Linked DNA regions of Mus musculus: region 2 is linked to region 1. A link is a loop called in an ENCODE intact Hi-C map of the cell type or tissue named here. Cell type or tissue: heart. All regions are shown on one strand. Links, peaks and the distances in the headings refer to the core of each region. The heading gives the core; the rest is flanking DNA.

Region 1 (9,876 bases), core at 4,089-6,588:
TCTTCAGATTGTACCAGTGTGCATTTATAAGCATAGCCAGTGACTCAGTGGCTCCTAACATTAGTGGCTTCTATACGAGGTTGTATATTATTGATCTGGAGTTTTTAATCCAAATAGCCATGCCATTGTCTAGAGCACTAATAATCCATGTGGGGTTTTTCTATAGCAGTGATCTTCAACTTAGTGACTGCGACTCCTTTGGGGGTTGAATGACCCTTTTATAGGATATCAGATAGTTTACATTATGATCCATAACAGTAGCAAAATTACAGTTATAAGGTAGTAACAAAAATAATCCTATGGTTGGCTCACCACAGCCTCAGGAGCTGTATTAAAGGGTTGCAGCATTAGAAAGGTTGAGAGCCACTGCTTACAGTTTTAGAGAATTTTTTAAGCTACTGTTTATTTGGAGCTGAGGACGAAGCCATACACGCGCTCAGCATACACTTGATTACTGAGCTGCGCTCCAGCCCCATTATTGAGTTTGCATTCTTTAAGAGCCAGCTTATTGCTTTATTTGAACTCTTCTTTTACCTCTAAGTCCACTCTGTAACCAGCCTAAGGACTTGGGCAGCTTCCTTTGGATTGTACCTATTACCCAAAGCAATCCGTGTGCTGCTATAAACAATTAAAAGCCCAATAACACTTTTAGTGGAAGAAGTTTCAATTTCTTTTGCTTATTAATATCCCCAATTCCTTTGTATGGGCATTTCCCAGTGGCTTTTTTGCTATTATTTACTATGTTTTGTAGATTGTTTGGTAATTTCATAAACGTACATAGTGTGTCCTTTCTTTCCTTACTACCTCTCATTGCCCCTTCTCAGTTCCCCACGACACCTCTAAGCAAGACCCCTGTCATATTTTCTTCTTCATGTATTACCCTTTCCTTTCCTTTCCTTTCCTTTCCTTTCCTTTCCTCCTTCCTTCTTCCCTTCACCTCCTCCTCCTCTTTTTCAACCTCCTGAAGTCAGTTAGTGCTGCCTGATTGTGATATGTTGATCTTGTGTGAGTAACCATAGCTGCAGTGAGTTCATGAGAGCAATGGTCATGTCGTATTTAGAAAACAACATTTTATATTCTTCCCTATCTGTAGCTTTTCTATTCTTTCCTCTCCCTCATTTGAGATGGTCCCTGAGCCCTGGGGAGTGATTTGACATAGATGTACCTTTTGTGGGTGAGCATATAGCAGCATATAGCAGTAACTTACTCTCAGCAGTTTGACTACTTAGGAGTCATCATGCTGTCTCTTACCCATTGCAGAAAGAAGCTTCTCTGACCAAGGTTGAGAGCAGCACTAATCTATAGGGCTATGTAGAAGGCAGTTTGCCAATATGCCCAGTTCAAAAAACAACAACAAAACCTAGACTCCCTCTAGGGCCCAAGATCCTAGATCATGGCTTCTTACCAGGTCCACAGTTCTGTCCTATGGAGCAACCTTCAGATCTCATCAGAAGGTGATTGTTTGCCTCTATAAACTTCGTGCCACTATTGTACCAGTGGGCACAACTTGTCTGTCAGGTTGGTACTCAGGGTACACCAGTGTGTAATATCTTTGGTGATTTTTCTCCTCCATCAGCATACACAGTACCTTCTGGCACTATAAAAGCTTATAAAGTAGTGGGTTTCTATAATTGTGTGTGTGTATATATATGCATATTTATGAATATATATATATGTATATATGTGTGTGTGTATATATTTAGTTAACTGGCTGTTTTCCCTCTTTGCCCATCTTTTTATAAATAAACAAACAAAAAATAAGTGTTATCATTCTTGTATGTGATTCTGCTTGCTTTCTCCCGCCTCTGTCTTATACTTGCATCTTTAGCTAGATGTCTTTATGTGTTCTTCATCTTCTTTTAGCAGATTTCTATGCTGTTCTGGAGAATGCATTCTTCCTAAGACTTGTAACCTTTGAGAATCTGTAGGTATTTATTTAATACTAGCTACCAATTTTTGTTTTATTTGAGAAGTTGGTGGCTATAGTTTGTATAATGTCACTGAAAACAAAAGAAAATGAAATAAAACATGGGTGCAGGACTGGTGGTCATGGTTTTTGCCCTCTCTCTGTCTCTTCTATGTTTGTGACTGGGCCAGACCTGTTACCTCCTAAAGCTCTTTATTACAGGTAACACTAACAAAAGGTTCATAGTCTATGATAAGGAGTGAAATTTCATCATTACAAAACCTTTTCAGATTTTACAAAGTAGTGGAGAGATAAAGTTTCATTGTCTCCCAAGAAACTCCAACAAGGAAACCAAGAATCAGTGAGCCTTTAGGAGGCAGAGGTCCAGGAAGTGGAAGGTACAGGGTGGGTCAATAAGTTTTAGTCAGCGAGTAGTGGGAAAGTTTGTAGAAATAACAGGCTCGGAGTGAGTGGGGAAAGATGGTGGAGTGAGCTGCTGGCGAGGGGACAGTCTCAGGGTGTATCAGGGCCAGGGAAATGTTGGTGAGTGGTTGATCTTTGTTCCATAGGTGGTTTGGGATCTTTATTACATACAGGGCTGGACCACGGGCAAGTGGCAGTGGAGGGAGAGCTGGGGTGTGTGAATATCTTCATGAATGGAACTTTACATTTATGGCATGCGAACGTTTATGGAATGGAGATAGGCATTCTGCGATAGTTTCCAGATTGGTCATAGCACTCATTAGCTTTAATCTGAGCTGCACATAGCAGTGGTGGAGTAGCAACTCCTTCACCGTTGGTTCTAGCAACCAGAAGTCTGACACTGATGCCTGGTAGCTGTGGCCTTTATTGGAAACCTTAAGGGGAAAATGAGCTCTGTCCCCTGTGGGATGCCAGCCAGTCAAAGTGTTCCTTGCTATGTGGGTGTGTAACTCCTATCTCTGCTTCTATTGTTACATTGTGGGAATCTTTCTGAAGATCACTCTGACTCCAATGAGATCGGAAGAGAGGACATGCCACTGGTGGACTCAAGTCAGGACAGTTCCTGAAAGGTCTCATTCCTGGGTCCAGTATGCATTCTCATTTTATATTCTAAAACCACAAGGTGGTGGGTGTGGACAAGCAAGCAAGCAAGCAAGCAAGCATGTACAGAACTGTATATAGCAGTCAGAAGGTTGGTAAGGGCAGAAGCCCATTGTTTCTGCTGTTTCTCTAGGTCTTTCTGTCTCAGCTAGCAAGTTAAGTCATGCTTGGCAAATAGACAGTGTAGGCAGTACTTCAGTTAAATCACTAAAGAAATCAACAAATCAGTATTTAGTAATTGGTCTTTTCTACCTTATTCTACTTCAATGCCCTTGTCATCCCTGTTTCTGAGTCTCAGGTCACCCCCATCTTGTTCCTATGAGGACACACATCATTAGAGTTTTAGTAGTCTAGTGTGATCACACCCGGAGGTCTTTAGCTTAGTGCAAAGACCATCCTCCAAGTACAGTCAGGTGCACAAGCTATAGGTAGACATGTTTTGGAGAGCGGCCCTTCAACCCAGTGAAGGTAGTGATGTAAGTAAATAGCCTGGTAATGTACAGACTTGGTAGGTAAGCCTTGGAGATTATAGACTACGGCTAGGTAGTCCTTGACTTAGCTTTTATTGTTAACTTGATAGAGCCTCATCATCTGAGAGGAACGCTTGATTGAGAAGTTGGCCTGTGGAGAATTACCTTGACTGTCTTCGTTGATGTAGGAGGCCCCGTTCAATGTCCCTTGACCTAGTTCCTGGGCAGGTGATCCTGGGGCATATAAGAAAGCTGAGCTGGAGCCAGCGAGCCAGTGAGCAGCAGTCCTCCATAGTTTATGCTTCAGTTTCTTGCCTTGAGTTCCGGCCCTGACTTCTCTCAGTGATGGATTTTTATTTGGAAGTGTAAGCCAATAAATCTTTGCTGCCCTGAGGTGCTTCTGCTCATGTCATTTGTTATAGCAAGAAAGCGGAAACTGGAACATTCCTGAAAGGAGCCCATACTTGTCATTTGCAGGTATAGTGCTATTTCTTGTTTTTTGTTTTGAGATAGTTTTGCAAGCGCAGCCCGGGCTGGCCTGGAACTTACCTTGTTGTTCAGGCCTGCCACTTTCATCCTGCTCACTAGGTTCTCACGTGCTGGGATTACATGTGGGCACCCCCATGCCTGGTTAGCAGCCCAGCTTACAGATATTCCTCAGCATCTGATTCTCTAATGGGGAGACAGATTGTGAATAAGAGTCAGGCCTTGGGGACCAGTATTTATTTAGCATTACAATTCAAAGCAAGAGACCAAACCTCAATCATTGTCTGTCTGTTTGTCAGTCTGTGTGTATATGTTTGTGTATGTGAGCATATATACATGTGTGTGTGTGTGTGCGCGCGCGCGATAACGTCACCTTGACCTATTGGATATCTTTGAGGTGTCACACTGAAAGTAGTTAGAGTTCAGCTAGGATTATTGCCAGGCAACTAGAACCTTTCCTACCTGTTGAAGCAAAGCCAGGTTAGAGAGCCGCCTTTGAGAATCCCTTGGTTTGTGATTTAATGATAGTAAGCTCAGTAAAATATGTTCCCATTTCTCCTCCCAGTTTTATGTGTAATGTGTAAGTGATAACACCTTAAGAATGATAAGCGATATTACTTGTTGTTGTGGAGTGCAGCAGGCAGACTAGGATTATTGTGTAAGTCACGTCCATTTTCAGGGTTTGTCCCTGAAAAACAAAGTTCTACCTGCTCTTGGCATTAATTAAATTAGGTATAAAAAAGTTATTTCTCACGTAAATTAATGCCACTTGACATTCTAAATTCTTCTGCCCTTAAATTCATAATTGCCTCATTTTGCCATGATTTATCCATTGTGAACTTAGGCCCTGTAACTTACTGAGAACACAGTTGTAAATGGGTTTCTTAATGAGGAAGAAAAACATTTAGTTTAAGGATGAAACAGCTTTATTCCCAGCTGTATTTTAATAATGAATTCCACTATTCCTTGCCTTCCCTATAACATAATAGAACTTTTAGTTCTTCATTTTTGAGCAAATTTTAGAATGTACTGATATAAACTTTATTCTTTGGAAATGTGATGTATTAGAAACTCATGCGAAGCTCAGTGGAGGTCATGCCAGCTACTCCTGGATGCTGTCACAGAGTTCTAGCATGTAGTTGCCAAGTCTGCTGAAGCCTTCTTGGACATCTTCCACTCTGGTGTCTTGGATGGGCTTCCTTGTCTCTGCTGAGGGCCAAGCCAAGCTGCGCAGTCTACATTTCAGGCCACTCCCACTAATTTTTGGCAGACAGACCAGTGACAGCAAGCAGGAAAAGGCTAAAGCTATGATCCTGTGCTGCCTGGCCACTCTTTTCTCTCTGAACTTCCCTGGTATGGGTTGCACTAAACACAGTCAGAGTTATAACTGGAAAGTTTCATCTTTCATAACCAAGCAACCAGTTCTGCTGGCTGGTGCTTCCTGGTCACCATGGCAACTTAACAGGTTCACCTCATTCCTTCCTCTGAGGCCGCATGCCCTGACTGTTCACTGGGCTTTCTTAGAATTTCCCTTCAAATAAAGAACTACCGTGCACATTCAGTATATGCTTTTAGTTTTAATACAAGATATTGTGCGACATTAAAATTCCATTACTTTGTTTAAATTCTTATTTTGGGTAATTAGATTTTTTTATGCATCAGCTTATTCTTGATTAGATGCCACTCTTTCTTTACCTCCCAATGCACACAAAAATCCCTTTATGTTATATTTGATACATAGATTACTATATATTTAGTATGTAATACATTTATGTTCTCTATTATTACACAGATTATAATCAATCATCTTAACCCCCCCCCCCACAAAAAAAAATAGAAGTGGGAATTTGAAATGGCAGAAATTTAAAATGTTAGTTGACCAAATCAGAGCTAAAAGCTAAGAGACAAAGGAAGAGTAAAAAGTTAGTACCAGCCAGGCAGCTGGTGGTGGTGCAGGCCATTAATCTTAGTACTCTGGAGGCACAAGCAGGGAAATCTCTGAATTTGAGGCCAGCCTGGTCTACAGAGTGAGTCCCAGGATGGCCAGGGCTACACAGAAACTCCCTACAAAAACCAAACAAAACCCAAAACAACAATGATAAAAGTTAGTACCTTTTTGCTTCTCCTCCCCCCCCCCCCCCCCCCACAACCCCCCAACTGCTTTTACCAGTTTCTATCAGCTGCTGCAAGGCACTTTTTACATTGCAAATTTGGCAGTTTTCCTTATTCTGTTGCTCTTAAGAAAAAGATAAAAGGAGGCCATCTTTCCCTGCCCTGGCCCTCAGTTCCTTGGGTGAACAGAGAAGAGATTTTACTGTTAAAACTAGAAGTAGTTGACAAAGTGTGATGTACCAGTAGCACTAGCTTGGCTGTTACGTGACTTCCCCTTCTGTTCTGATCAGGGAAAGATATCAGACAGAGGGTCTAATACAGCGTTTCCACCGCCAGATTTCTACTGTAAGCATCAATGAAATTATGTGACTGTGTGTGTGCTCTTCAGCTCTAACTGATGAAGCTAGAGAAGAAATCGACTTCCTAAGCAGATGGGGAAGGCACAGAGCAGCCTTCATTCCCAAAGGGAGAAGCCAAGAGGAAGAAAGGCAGTGTGGATATGAGGGAGTTGTAAACCTAGCAGAGTGCCCATTTCAAGATTTTTCAGTTTAGGAACAGTCCTCTGTGTTTCCCTGATGCTCTCTTCTCTAGCCCTGTGGAAACTGAGGTCCCGTGTCCTCAGTCTGCTGGGAAGCAGATGGACTCTTGAGGACCTGAGTGGCAGCCTGCCCCAGGAACGCTTAGTGGAAAAATGTGATCGTGTCTGTTCAGGAGAACAAGAAACGGGAGTCCTGTTTGATGGATTCTCATGCTTAGACTTTGGAGTCTACAGATGGAGAGTCATCTACAGAAATTATTGTCACAATCTAATAGTCTTTTTTTTTTGTGACTATTAGAAGGATTATGTGCAGAGAGTTTAGCAGCCTTGATACGGAATATCCTCAGGGATATTTTGTGATTTTTGTTGGTTTCATATTGTCTGAGAAATGATTAGATTAATGAATCAATAAATGAGAGTGGTAATGCACTTGCTTGGGATTTCAGGAATCCAGAGAGAAGGTGTTGGCAGGGGACAGAATTGCACAGCTCACCAGTCTGATGTCTTTCTTAAATAGATTCCTAATATAGTTTAATTGTGACACTCTTAGGTCTCATTTTGGAATTATTTTCTAGATAGTGCTAAATTTGTTCCTAATGCTTTCAGTATTCACTGTTTCAAAGCTTGACATTCTGGGAAGAATGAGTAAAAGTAAATTTAATGAGTCAGCACTTATGTTCAAAAAAAAAAAAAAAACAGTTGTAGCTTTTCTTTAAAAACTAAGTTGAAGTTTTAAGACAGAGATGACATCATTGGTCTTTGTCTTGAGGTATCAGGGATTTGTGGACAATCAGGGAGTCTTCTGTTTCATCCTTTCCCTACTTGCCACTTTGAAGTCTCTGAGAAAACCTGTCTCCTCAATGCTTCCTTTAGGACTCCTTTTGTATCTCCTGGCCCCATGGCTTTTTCTGGCATGTGAACATCCTTGTCTTTAGTTCATTCAAGACCAGTGGTGAGTTTGTTTGATTTGTTTTTGTAAATTTTAACAGGATCTTAATGGTCAGACCTTTCATTATTGTAGTCCCTTCTTGGCATGCAGCAAAAGACAAAAGTCAGAAAAGATGGGTGTCCAGTGTGTCTTCATTTAACATTTTGGTGAAATTTCATCTGTGTAATGATTCCTGAGAGAGTTGATCAGAGCTGATTAACACAAGCCTTTTGTCATTTGCCCAGGACCCTAAAAGGGTTGTCATCAGCATAGACATTTAGTTAGTTAGTTTTAGCTTTGTAGTTTCAAGTTAAGTATCATTGAATTAATTTTCCAGAATGACAGTTTTAAAAACTATTTTCACAGGAACAAAAAGACAGATTTTCTTTGTATATAAATAAAGAACACAGTTTATGCTGAGGATGGAAGTCTCCTTAAATAAAACATTGTCTCTCTTCTCCTTGGACTCAACTGGGAAAAATCAATATTAGGTTCTTCAAATGCAAAAAAGATGAAAGGGAAAAGCTGATGTGTTAACAGGGCAAGGTGTGTCCTTTTCCTGGGGCTCCAGTTTTCCTGTGGGTTTTAAGTAGTCTCTCTTCAAATCGTGTGGATTAAAAGGACACAGCGGATGTTTACTTCTGTGAAAGTAGAAACAAAGTCTGGTTCCTATGCAGGTTGTTGGAGGGTTTCCTTTTTTTTTCTTTTTTTCTTTTTTGTCCTTAAACTTCTGAAATTGTTATTCCTTATTCATTCTGCACTTATTTTGATGAATGAAAATATAATATTTACTCCTTTCTCTTTCCTTCCTCTAGTTCTCCCATTGCCTTCCCTCTTGCCCTGCCCAAATTCCCCAGCTTTCACACTGATCACCTTTTTTTTATTATTGTTACACACCACACACACATGACTCACGCATAAACCCAAATATATAAATGCAACTTGCCGAGTGTTTTTTTTGTCTGCTTCATAGAGTTCTTACTACAGCTACCTCTGCAAGTCAGGATGTATATAGCATAGGAGGTTGCAACTAGCAGGTTTGGAATGGAGTGGCGGGCGGCATGGATTGCCTTATTTTATTTGCCTCTGTGTCTGCAGCGCCTGACCTGTGACTGGCATATGGTGCTTGATAAGTGCAACCACACAGCATTCTGTTCAAGCTTTGACTGATTTCTTTAGGCCCAAGGACTTACTCATTACTTCTTTTTTCAAATGCCACAGTTTGACAGCCTGATACTTATTGTTAACAACAACAAAACATGGAGAAGAAGAACAGAAGCAGCATTAGATAGACTGACTACCAGTTAGATTTTGTTTATGAAATGGAAAAATGTTCTAAGGCTGCAGATCACAGGGCGTGCTTTATATCAATTACTAATATCTGTATCTGTCTGTCTTACCATATCATCTGTAGCTTTCTACTGAAATACTAGGATTCCAAGTTCCAGCTGCTTTGTATGGCTTGGAAGAGAGAGATGATTGTGACCAATGCCATATTCCCTCAGGCAAGGATTTCATTCAGCATGCTTGTCTCGTATGGTGGCTGAGAGTTCCTCCTCAGGCCATTTGTTCACTCCTGTAGTGACATGGTGATGCAGTTGTGCCTTGCTTGGGTAGCGATCTATGTAGGTTGCCAAAAATAGAAATTAAGATCAAATATAAACCAGCTCCAGAAAGGGGGAAAAAAACAATTCATCTCAACACTGTGTTTCTAACACACTGAGGGTAATGCTACACGGGGCACACTGTACAAATATGGAGAGCAGCCTGCTTTGTTTATAAAAGTAAGCATGTATTAGATTGGTCAGAGTGTAATTTCTAATGAGATACATTTGATGTTCCTTGAATGAAGGAGTATGATTCTCAGGAGGTTATTCTTTTATTTACCTTCTCTACACTTTTACAGATATTAAGTTGGTGACAGGATGGTCAGGCCGTTTCTTCTTGGTTGCCTTCTACTGAGAGTTCACATGCTTCAGGGAAAGCTAGAGCTTCAGGGAGGCCTGCTCAGCCTCAGTGTTTCCCCTGTACTGTGCCCTTCTCATGGACATGTGCTGGAGATCAGGACACGGGGGACATGTTCCTGCTTTTCATAGTTCATTCTATTGTAGTTCTTCAAGTATCTTTTAATGTAAACATCTTGACGGATCACATTCAAGACTCATCCTCTGGTGGCTGAAGACTGGAAACTCAGCAAAGAGGAACAGTAGAGCTCTTCACAGGTCTGAGGCCTTGTTCACTCAGAGCAGGTAGCCTGGTTCTGAGCACACCCCACTATTGTCCCCTTTACAGGTGCAGTTCCAAACACTTCTCAGAGACAGTGCCTGCTCACTCTAGATGGGTAGAAAGAACA
Region 2 (9,876 bases), core at 4,204-6,703, 97 kb before region 1:
GGCCTGGCATGAACCTGGCTCAGATCAAGGCAGGGAGAAGATTCAACCTTGACTCCCTTTATCCCTTTGACTTTGTGCACAATAGCAAAGAAGGGTGGATCTGATGTCCCTAGGCTAAGGCCGAAACTCACACTGAGCCAGCCCTTGTCCCTTATCCACATTTTCCACACCTGGATCCTGTCTCAGGACCTTTCAGAAATGAAAAAAGCTGGAGAAAAGGAGAAAGAAAGGAAAGAAGGAAAGAAGGAAGGAAGGAAGGAAGGAAGGAAGGAAGGAAGGAAGGAAGGAAGCTGGGGAAAGAAGGGAGGAAGAAAAGTGTCTGGGCTGCTTTAGGTTCAAATTCTTATGAGGGACAGACATTTTCCTTCCTGACTGACAGCTCCACGCTGTTTTAGTTAGCTACTGGAATCCAGAAGGCAGCTGCTGGGACTTCCGGGTTTTTGTGTTCCAGAGCTAGGAACTGCATCAGGTGCAAACTAGCAGAGCTAGTTTATTCAGAGACAATATCACTTCTGAGAGTGGAAGTAGACAAGAGCTGGAAAAAAGTCAAAGGGTCGGTGGCACCATGCAGGAGGGTGGGACATCTTTGCACAGCATGGCTTCCTCTGTGCGCGCTCATGTCTGCCAAGTTGAGGAGGGCTTTCTAGTTCTTCTGCCAAATGGCTTCTTTCATGTCAGCCTTAACGCCTTTCTTTATCCTACTCCTCTGCCACACTGCTTGGTTTTGCAGGTCACAAGTTTATAGGACAAAACCTCAACTCTACAAGAGGTCAGTGTTTGTCACATGTAGGCGTGTACAGCATTCTGTGGTAGATTCCAGGTTCCTAACTTCCACAAGCTTCCTACTGAGAAAAAACAAAACAAAACAAAAGGTGAAATAAACCATGGAGAAATCTATCCAAGGCGTGCACTGAGCACGGTCCATTACATCACACATTTGGAGATACCCTAAGAATGGTTAGCTTTGTCTTCCTTCTGCCACCCCTTGTGGCCTAGATGGTGATTTGGGAGAATGTGGGTAAAGGTGTGGAGAAACTGCTGATAAATGATGGAGTGAGTCCCATAGATGAGGGCCAGTCTCCCAACTGAAACTGAACTCATCTAAGTAAGGCCACCATCTTGCCTTCGAACCTACAGCTACGCACCAGTGGATGGTAAGCCAGTTTACCAAGCTCCTAGAGCATAAAAATACCAATCAGAATGCTTCCCTCTCACCTCCAAATATTCCCTTCTAGGAGGGCACTTTTTGTTTTGTTTCTATTTGTTAGAGAAGTACTGCTCTATCTCTGGCTGTCCTGAGGGTCTTATTTATCTTTACGAAGTACTCAGTGGAAATGTAGCCTTGAATCCACTATGCTCTGGCTCAGTCTTACTCTCTATCCCCACCAACCCAAAAGCAAACTCACAGAAATATAGTCTTATTGATTGATTGATTGATTGATTGATTGATTGTGGTGCTATGGATTGACTACAGGGCACCAAAGTCTGCTAGTTAAGTATCCTGTGGAGGGTTGAAACAGACCTGCCTCCCATAGGCACATGTGGTTGGACACTTGGTCCCCTGTTATGGGTACTGTTTGGGGAACCTATGGAATTTTTAGGAGGTGTTGCATTGCTGGAGGAACTATCTTCACTAAGGGTGAGCTTGGATTTCTTTATAGCCTCTCTCTACTTCCTGCCCTGCTAGCTTTCTGTGTGGATGAAATATGATCAGACAACCTCCTGCTCCTGCAAATGTCATGTGTTCCCCATAATTATGGACTCTAACCCTTTGGAGGCATAAGCCAAAATAAACCCTTTCTTCCTTAAGTTACTTTTAGTTGTGGTATTTTATTCCAGCAACAGGAAAGAAACTAATATATACTCCACCTCTCAGCTACATGTTCTGTGCTTTTTCTCCCCAAGTTCCTAGCTTAGCAAGGTGTGGTTGAATTGGTTGTTGGTAATTCTGGCAGCATGTTCAAAACTCTCACAAAGTTTAAGCATCCATTTTGCAAATATTAACTTTTTTTTTTTTTTTTCCGAGACAGGGTTTCTCTGCATAGCCCTGGCTGTCCTGGAACTCACTCTGTAGATCAGGCTGTCCTTGAACTCAGAGACCCGCCTGCCTCTACCTCCCAAGTGCTGGGATTAAAGGCGTGCGCCACCACCGCCTGGCAGAAATACATCTTTAATTCATCTTTCCTTCGATAATGGTCTAGTAAGGTTAATGACAGAAATAAGAAGCAAGGGAAGCCCATCCCATAGTATTACATCCCTAGGAACATCAACAATGTTTTGTGTCTTGGTGGGACTAGTAGTCAGATCTGAAAATATTGAAGTTTCACAGAGAAATAAACAGCAAAGTCCAGGGAATCCTGACTTGTCTGGATTTTAGTTACCCATCAGCCTTTGTTCTCTTTACACCCTGGTCCTTCCTCCAGCCTGGACCTTTTTGGTGGGCTTCCTCCCACCACACACACCATGTCATGATGACAGGCTTCTTCTCAGAGTCTGTGCTCTTCCCTTCAATCCCTTGGCCATGCAGTGTGCCCCTATGTACAGCCAAATTAGCCAGTCAGGTTCATTCCCACTGGATGTCTCCTTTACATACTGGTTCGACCAAAGAACCTCTGACCTAGAGCTAGTTGTCAACCCACTCTTGCTCGAGTTCCCGCCCAACTCCAGCTACTTTCTTTACTTCCCAATAAACCTTGTCTGCCTGCCCCTTTTCTACTGGCCTTGCTCATTCCTCTGTGCTCCCGTGGTAATGGACTCTGCTCCTACCCAGTAAACTGGCAAAGGTTATGGGGGGATGAGATGGAAACTCAGATCCACTCAGGCCATGAAGCAGAGTGGTGATCCCCAGCTGTGTGACCTTGGGAGCATTCAGAGATAGGGAGAGTTGTGTAAAGGCCATGAGGTGAAGAACTCTTGGCTGCCCAGTTATCTCTGTGCACAGTAGGACAAGGTAGGATTGTATAGGACTATTTAGGACAATATAAGACTATATAGGACAATAGGAACACCTTCTCAGGGTTGCAGTGAGAGTTGAATGGCAGCCAGAAGCAGTTGCATATATGGTTGTGTATGTATGACTGGTTTCTGTTTCAGGGAGCTCAGCTTAGAGCTCATTGAGGACCTGCTCAGCAAAGGTTATGGGGGATGAAATGACTGTCCAAACATCCGTAAGCACTAATTCAGATGGGTTTGTCAATAACAAGGACATGAGGCTCAAGCCCCTTATCAGTAGTGATAAAGAGGTAGGGAGAATAATTATCCTCGAGATAACGTCAATCCTGGAACCTTCTTGCCTCAGGCAGCTGCTGATAACTATGCCTCATTTCTCTCTTTGGACTACTGACCCAAATCCTTATCCTGCTTAGCCTGACATTCCTGGCATTCTAACTCTCTAACCTCCCTCCATACATGCAAATGCCTAGAACTAAACCAACTCTGCTCTGAGTTTTTACTCCAAAAATGTTGCTTACCTCATTTCCCCCTCCTTGGGTAATGGCTCCTATCCATTGATAGAAATGAATAAAAAGACTTGGGGAGAGGTGAAGAGCGGAGTCATAAAGTTCCGTAGGTTCTGACAAGATCAGATCAGGTGCATTCATGAAACCACCATAGACTCAAACTGTAATCATTAGCAGCCACTGGATCTCGGAAAAAGGAGATGGCTCAGTGGGTAAGAGGGCTTGCTGTACAGGCATGAGGACTGGTGTTCAGATCCCTAGCATCCATGTAGCAAGCCACCTGTAGCCATTCCACTGTAACTCTAGTATGGATCCAGGCATAGGCAGGAAGATTACTGGGGCTTGCTGGCTAAAATTCTAGTTCTACGTTGAGAGATTTTTGTCTCTGGAGAATAAGGTGGAGATAGGGCAAGTCACAGCACACGCACACACACACACACACACACACACACACACACACACACACACACACACACAAAGAGAATAGATTCTGTGGGTAAGGTTTTGAGGAGGAAAAGGCTTATCAAGGACAGATGTGGGCCAAATGTAAATCCTCGGTGAAGCGGCATAAAGACTGTTGGGGTCTCTTGGAGTAATGTTCCTACAGCTTCTCTGTCAATGTGAATTTACATCAAATGGAAGTTTAAAGGAAGCCGACAGAGGACACTCTTGTGAGGGGACTGTTGCTATAGTGTCCCTTGTCTGTCTTGTGATCATAAAAAAACAAAAACAAACCCAACACCCAATTAAAAAATATCCCCAAGTAGTGCTGAGGGGGTGAAACATGAGTTTGAATCTCATATCTCATTATCTAGCCCCTGTTATGTTTCTTATCTGTTGTATGCCTCAGTTTTCTCTTCTGCAGAATGAGTATAGAAATGCCATCTACCTAAAATGTCGCCATGAAGCTTAAATGTGTTCCTAATTGTTCAATGTCTGGTACATACTAGTTGTTACTGTGATTTGTATTTTATGTAAGTGCATAGCAGCCTGGATACTGTACACAAACACTTTTCTCCTTGTAGAGTAGAAAATCCAGCAATAGCTTTTTATTAATTTAAGGTTAAGTAGCAAGAAAACAGATGTCACTAAGGTAGGCCCAAAACCCTCCATCACTTTCGCAAAGAGACAGGGTGGTGCCTGTTTATAATCACAGTATTTTGGAAGTAGAGGCAGGGTCAGGAGTTCGAGATGAATTTCTGGCCAATGGAAGATAGACAAAAACCCTATCTCAAAAACCAAAACCAAAACAACAAACCACTACTACCCAACCAAAACCCAGTACACTCACAACACCCACACCCAAGCTTGTGCCCCCACATGGCCCAGGAACTAAGGGTAGCATTGATCCTAATTCCTTCCCTTGGAACATTACTCTCTCCAAGGTGTGTCCTCTGAAGGTGGTATCAGTTCCTAGGGCCAGACCTAGCAGCCCTCACTGCAGTGTCAAGGTCTAATCTGTCACTCCCAGGGCCAGTTTTAAGTCAGTGCCCCTGGGGCTGAGATCTGCTTTTGCCTGAAAGCCAGGCAAGATGCAGTAAGCTCTGGGAAGCCACATGGCCTTGGGGTGAGATGGTGAAGGTAGTGGGGGGTAGGGGTAACAAGGTGAGGAGTGGGTGGGGGGGTCTTCCACCGCCCCCAGCCCCCTCCTTCCTTTCTTTTTCCCAATTCCCTCACCCCAGCTCTCTACTGCACCCGCTTTCCTCCCCGCCCTTTCTCCCGCCCCGCCCCTCCTTTCTAGCTCCGTCCCTCCTCTCCTGCCCCGCCCCCTCCCGAGGCCTGGGCCCGGGCGGGCTCCCTCCTCCGCCCCCTCCCTCCCCCTCGCCGCCTCTCTTCAGGTTCCTGGTTAAGATGGCGTCCCCGGTGGCCATCGCGGCGCAGGCTGGGAAGCTTCTGCGAGAGCGAGCGCTGCGGCCGCTCCTGGCGGTCAGGTCCCAGGTGAGCGCGGCCCGGGCCACGCGAGCCACCCGCCGTGGTGCCCCATGCTCCGCGGCCTCTTCGCCCCGCGCGACCCCTGGCGATCCGGTGCTCCCCGCAGCGCGGCGGGCTGTGCGGCGTCCGAGGTGTCGGGGATCGCGGGGGTCAGAGTGCACACCCCACGACCCGGATCGTTCTAATGGCTCCCATCAGCCTTGCCCGGGCACTGGCACCCCGCGCTGGGGGCGAGTTCCCAAAAGTTGGGCGCACTGTTGGAACGCAGAGGTTTCTCAGCCGCTTACTGGCTCTGCCCGGGGGCGGCTCTAAGCCCGAGCTCGCTCGGCAGCCACGTGCTCGCTCCCCAGACTCCCGAGGCAGCTCACCTGCCCCAGTCAACCCCGCGGGGTGTCGCTTGTGACCCCCTTGTGCTTGTCTGTGGGGACCTGCAGGGGTCCAGGAGGATAGTAGAAGTGGAGTCTTGTATGAAAGGCCTGTGTGAAAACTCCTGCCTGCCCACTTGGTCCGTGCCTCCTAGAGACTTAACTAGTGTTAGACTCAGCAGCTCCTTCCTCCACGTTGCTCTCTTGTTGAATTTACCTTCTTCCATTGCAAGCGTCGCAGTAGCGAGGCTTTGGAAGGGAAATTGTGAGTTGGCATTGACACTTGGGAGAAGTCATCCAACTACTAGTCTTCCTACTTTCTCTAGTTTACCCGCCCCGCCTCCCCCCCCAACCCCCCCCCCCCCCCGCAAGAAAAACTTTCCAGTCCAATGAGAGGCAAATCACTACATTCTGACCAAGGCATGCATAGGGCACTAGGAAAAACGAAAAGAAAATAACTTACTAATGATTTTTTTTTTGTTTCTCTAAACTTTGGATCATTATGACATCTGTGAAGGTTTTTTTTTTCTTCTTTTCATTACCTGACATTCCATTTCTCTGTTATTGTTAATGGGAATTTAAGAGGCGCTAATAGTTATTACTGTAATATCCTTAACAGGCACTTGACAGTATGGTGGGTAAAGGAGAGGGATGGCGGTTTGTCTAATTAAAATCACAGATACCTGCTATAATAGAGTGAGGAGAGATCTCCAGGCGATCTGAGTCCTGTTCATTATTTAAGTGTTATATATAAAAAAACAAGAGCTGGGGTGCTGTTGCAGTAGGTTTGAATTGATGAGAAACATGGAGCCTAGGGCAGTCAAAAATGAAGAGTGAGAAATGATTGTTCAGAGAAACCTAAAACAGAATGTTTAGCTGGCTGGCGTATGTTGTCACCTTCCCTATCCAAGTTGTCATCTTCCCTATCCAAGTCGTGGAAACCTTGTCATCCTGACAAGCAGACTGGGTGAGACCTGTTACCTACATTGGGCAATGTTCATTGATTACATACTTGTATGTGACTCATTACTCTGGAAACATCAGGCTTAGATGGCAGTAGAACTCAGAGATGGCTCAGGTGGTAACTCTCTCCCCAAGCAGGAGAGCCTGGAATTCAGATTCCCAGCGTCTATGTAAAAAGCCAGGCAAGCCTGTGTGAGCTTGTGACCCAGCACTGGGAGGAAGAGACTTGTGGGGAGCTACTGACCAGCCAGCCTAGGGGAATAGCTTAGGTTTCACTTCAGTGAGAGAGACCCTGTCTTAGGGAAGGAAGCAAGGTAGAGAGAGTTCTAGAAGGACACAAGTGACTTCCAGGAGGGCCTGTTCTGGTCTGTTCAGGCTTTCATGAGCGCAAACACACACACACACACACACACACACACACACACACACTCACTCACAAGATGATTAGTTTTTGTTTCTGTCTTATCTAACCCTAGACATGAAGGTCAGAAGACATGTCCAGTATCTCCTGGAACTTGAGTTACTGAGGGTTGTGAACTATCCCATCAGCCAGGACTGAATCTGGGTCCTCTGTAAGAGCAATAACTACACATTATACAATGTTCAAGACCTGAACCATGCTCACGGTCAAGTGGGCCTATGTAGAAAGTCCAGTACTGAGCAGTTCACTGACCTGCTCAAGGTTACAGAGAGTTTGAGGTCGAGCTGATGGGTAAAGGTTACTTCATGTTCCCACTCTACCAGGGCCCAGTCGGGTGAATGCCCCTTTCCCTTGCCAATAGATCTGCAGGCCAGTAGAAAGGAAGCAAGTCACTAGTGCTACTCACACATTTCTTACAGGAACATCTTGGAGTTGATAGTGGAAGAAGGTACATACGTGCGTACTGCCTTTGACTTTAAGGAGCTATTTCTTAGTACCAGCTCTTTGCCATTCTCTTGCTGTGCCCCTATTCATTTCCTGGATCACAGCAGATACTACAGTTAAGCCTGGCTCATTTTTCCTACCAAACTTAGGAATCTTCAAGTATTTTAGGAATCTGTTGGCACCGTCGGCCTAGACCTACTTTGTATCAGGCCTGGTGGGAAAAAAAACAAACCAAAACAGGTGGACGGGCCAAGATAAAAGACCCACTTTCTGCTTTTAGAAGCAACTCTAGCTTGTTTCACAAAAATGTCCACGGAATAATATCCCTTCCCTGGGTTAATGTTAACATTTGACACATATTTTTGATGCTTAATGTCATTGAAGTTTTTTTTTTTTAAACGTCTGCCTCTGGCTTCACTGTTTTGACTTTGGCCATTTCTACGCTGTCCTCATGGAGGACTGCTCCAGGCCCTGGGACTTGGGGTTATGAGTAAAAAGGGGAAGATTATAGATGCTCCAATAAGAAAGATGATTTCAAGGACTGATGAAGCCATAATGAAGGCAAACAGGGCCACACAATGTGGAATAAATAGCTTCCCAGGCAGGCATGTGAAAGCCCAGAAAACCAACCTGTTCCATAGGGTGGTTTTATTGAGGTTTAATTGTTTTCTATTTTGAGACTGGGTCTTGGCTGGACTATGTTGAGCAGGCTGGCTTAGAATTCACAGGGATCTGCTTGTGTCTGACTCCCAAATACTGGGATTAAAGGTATATTCTTGATCTATATTTAATTTTTTAATTGAAAAAAAAACCAAAACCAAACATAATGTACATTGAAAAGTGTGTCCGTTAGTTGCTCTTCTCATTGCTGTAGCAACGAATCCAAGAAGGCAGCTTGAGGGAGGGCATCATTCTGGCTCACAGTTTGAGCATAGTGTAGCTCCCTATCCTAGCAGGGAAGGACCGGCCTCAGGAGCTTGAGGCAACTGGTCACATTGTATCCCCAGTCAAGGAGCACAGGGGCTGGATGCCATGCTCCTTTATGCCGTTTGGGATCATAGTCCAGGGACAGGTGCCACCTGCATTTTGGGGGTGAGGGTGGGAGTGGGGTGGGTGTCTTCCCACCTCAGTTAATCTAGCAATACCCTCACACGTGTGCACAGAGATTGCTCTCCCAGGTGATCGTAGATCCTGTCAAGGTGAGCATATTGACGGTCAGTGCACAGTTGGGTAAGCTTGCACGTGAAAGCAGCCAGGTCTCCAGATGTCCAATGAGAGAGTGATTTAGCCGCAGCTCACATCCTTTACTGCTTCTACCACTACCCATGCTCCACAGAAGGAACAGTTTCCTCTCTTTGCATGTGGATTCTTTTTTGTTTGTCATGTAAATAAAATTATACAACATGCATGCCCCTGTTAGGTACAGCTTTACTCTATTGATAAGATCCTGAGTTTTGACATTTGAACTACGTACTGCAAAGGAGCTGGACAATCGGGATGGGAAGGGGGTGGTAAGACAACAAGTGCAGAGGCCCTGAGGTCTGACAAGTAGGGAAGGTCCAAATCATGTGGGTATCACGTGGAGTTCTTAAGAGCTTAGTGGTTGTGTGACTTGCACAAAATTGTCCATCTATTATAACAGGAAATGGCTGGGTTTAAGTCCCAGGACTCTGAATTCTGTGTCCCACATTACTATGAGAAGTCAGAACTCAGGATGGCCTCACAGCTTCTGAGGGTATAGTTAGCAGTTCAGTAGACATCTAACAGTCTTTATAGCCCCCTCTTCCCTAGTTTGTTGAGATCGGGTCTTGTTGTATAGGTCCAGTTGCCTTTGGCCTTGAGGCAATCTTGCTTGAACCTCCTGAGTGTCAGGATTATAGACATATACAGGCGTGCCCAGCAATACTTCCTGGTAGATAACTCCAGCTAGCCCTTCAGGTATGTAGGTGCCATGAAACCTTGTGTCATGATCTCGCAATGAGTGGCTGTGATGAATGCCCAGGAACCCATTTTTCTCTGTTGAGTCTTATTGTAAATAGAGATCTCTCTGTCTGAGACAGGGTCTCATAGCCCAGGGTGGCCTCAAACTCTTGTTCATCCACCCTCTATCTCTTGAGATGACAGGCATGATCCACCTCATCCGGCTTTTTGTGATGCTAAGGGTCATACCGGGTCCACTGTGCAGAGGCAAGCACTAATCTCAGTCCAGGTACTAAAGACTGTGTGTAGAGCTGCCTTTGGGGCATTTCTCTCTCATGCCTGGGTGAAGTTCAGGGAAGCTCGTGTCTTAAGG

The links. Peaks named below come from ENCODE experiments on the same cell type or tissue, not always from the same donor. Only the 100,000 strongest peaks of a DNase experiment are listed, where the experiment ranks them.
Region 2: a loop joins it to region 1, with 1.9 times the contacts of the local background. A loop is called at or near these places in 3 of 42 quality-filtered maps.

Annotation. Positions count from the first base shown.
Region 1 is chr6:95,617,405-95,627,280 of GRCm38, reverse strand. All of the region lies in intron 2 of Suclg2 (succinate-Coenzyme A ligase, GDP-forming, beta subunit), which reads left to right. Among named protein-coding and RNA genes, the nearest start is that of Suclg2, 97 kb to the left of the region's middle. In heart, for the core only: no CTCF peak of the experiment used is centred there; a DNase peak (open chromatin) is centred at 5,190.
Region 2 is chr6:95,714,209-95,724,084 of GRCm38, reverse strand. Suclg2 (succinate-Coenzyme A ligase, GDP-forming, beta subunit) reads left to right here and starts at 5,239. Exons shown (of 11, transcript NM_011507.3): 1 at 5,239-5,396. The coding sequence starts at 5,310. In heart, for the core only: a CTCF peak has its summit at 5,370; DNase peaks (open chromatin) are centred at 5,274 and 5,754; H3K4me3 peaks cover 1,496 bases; H3K27ac peaks cover 1,446 bases.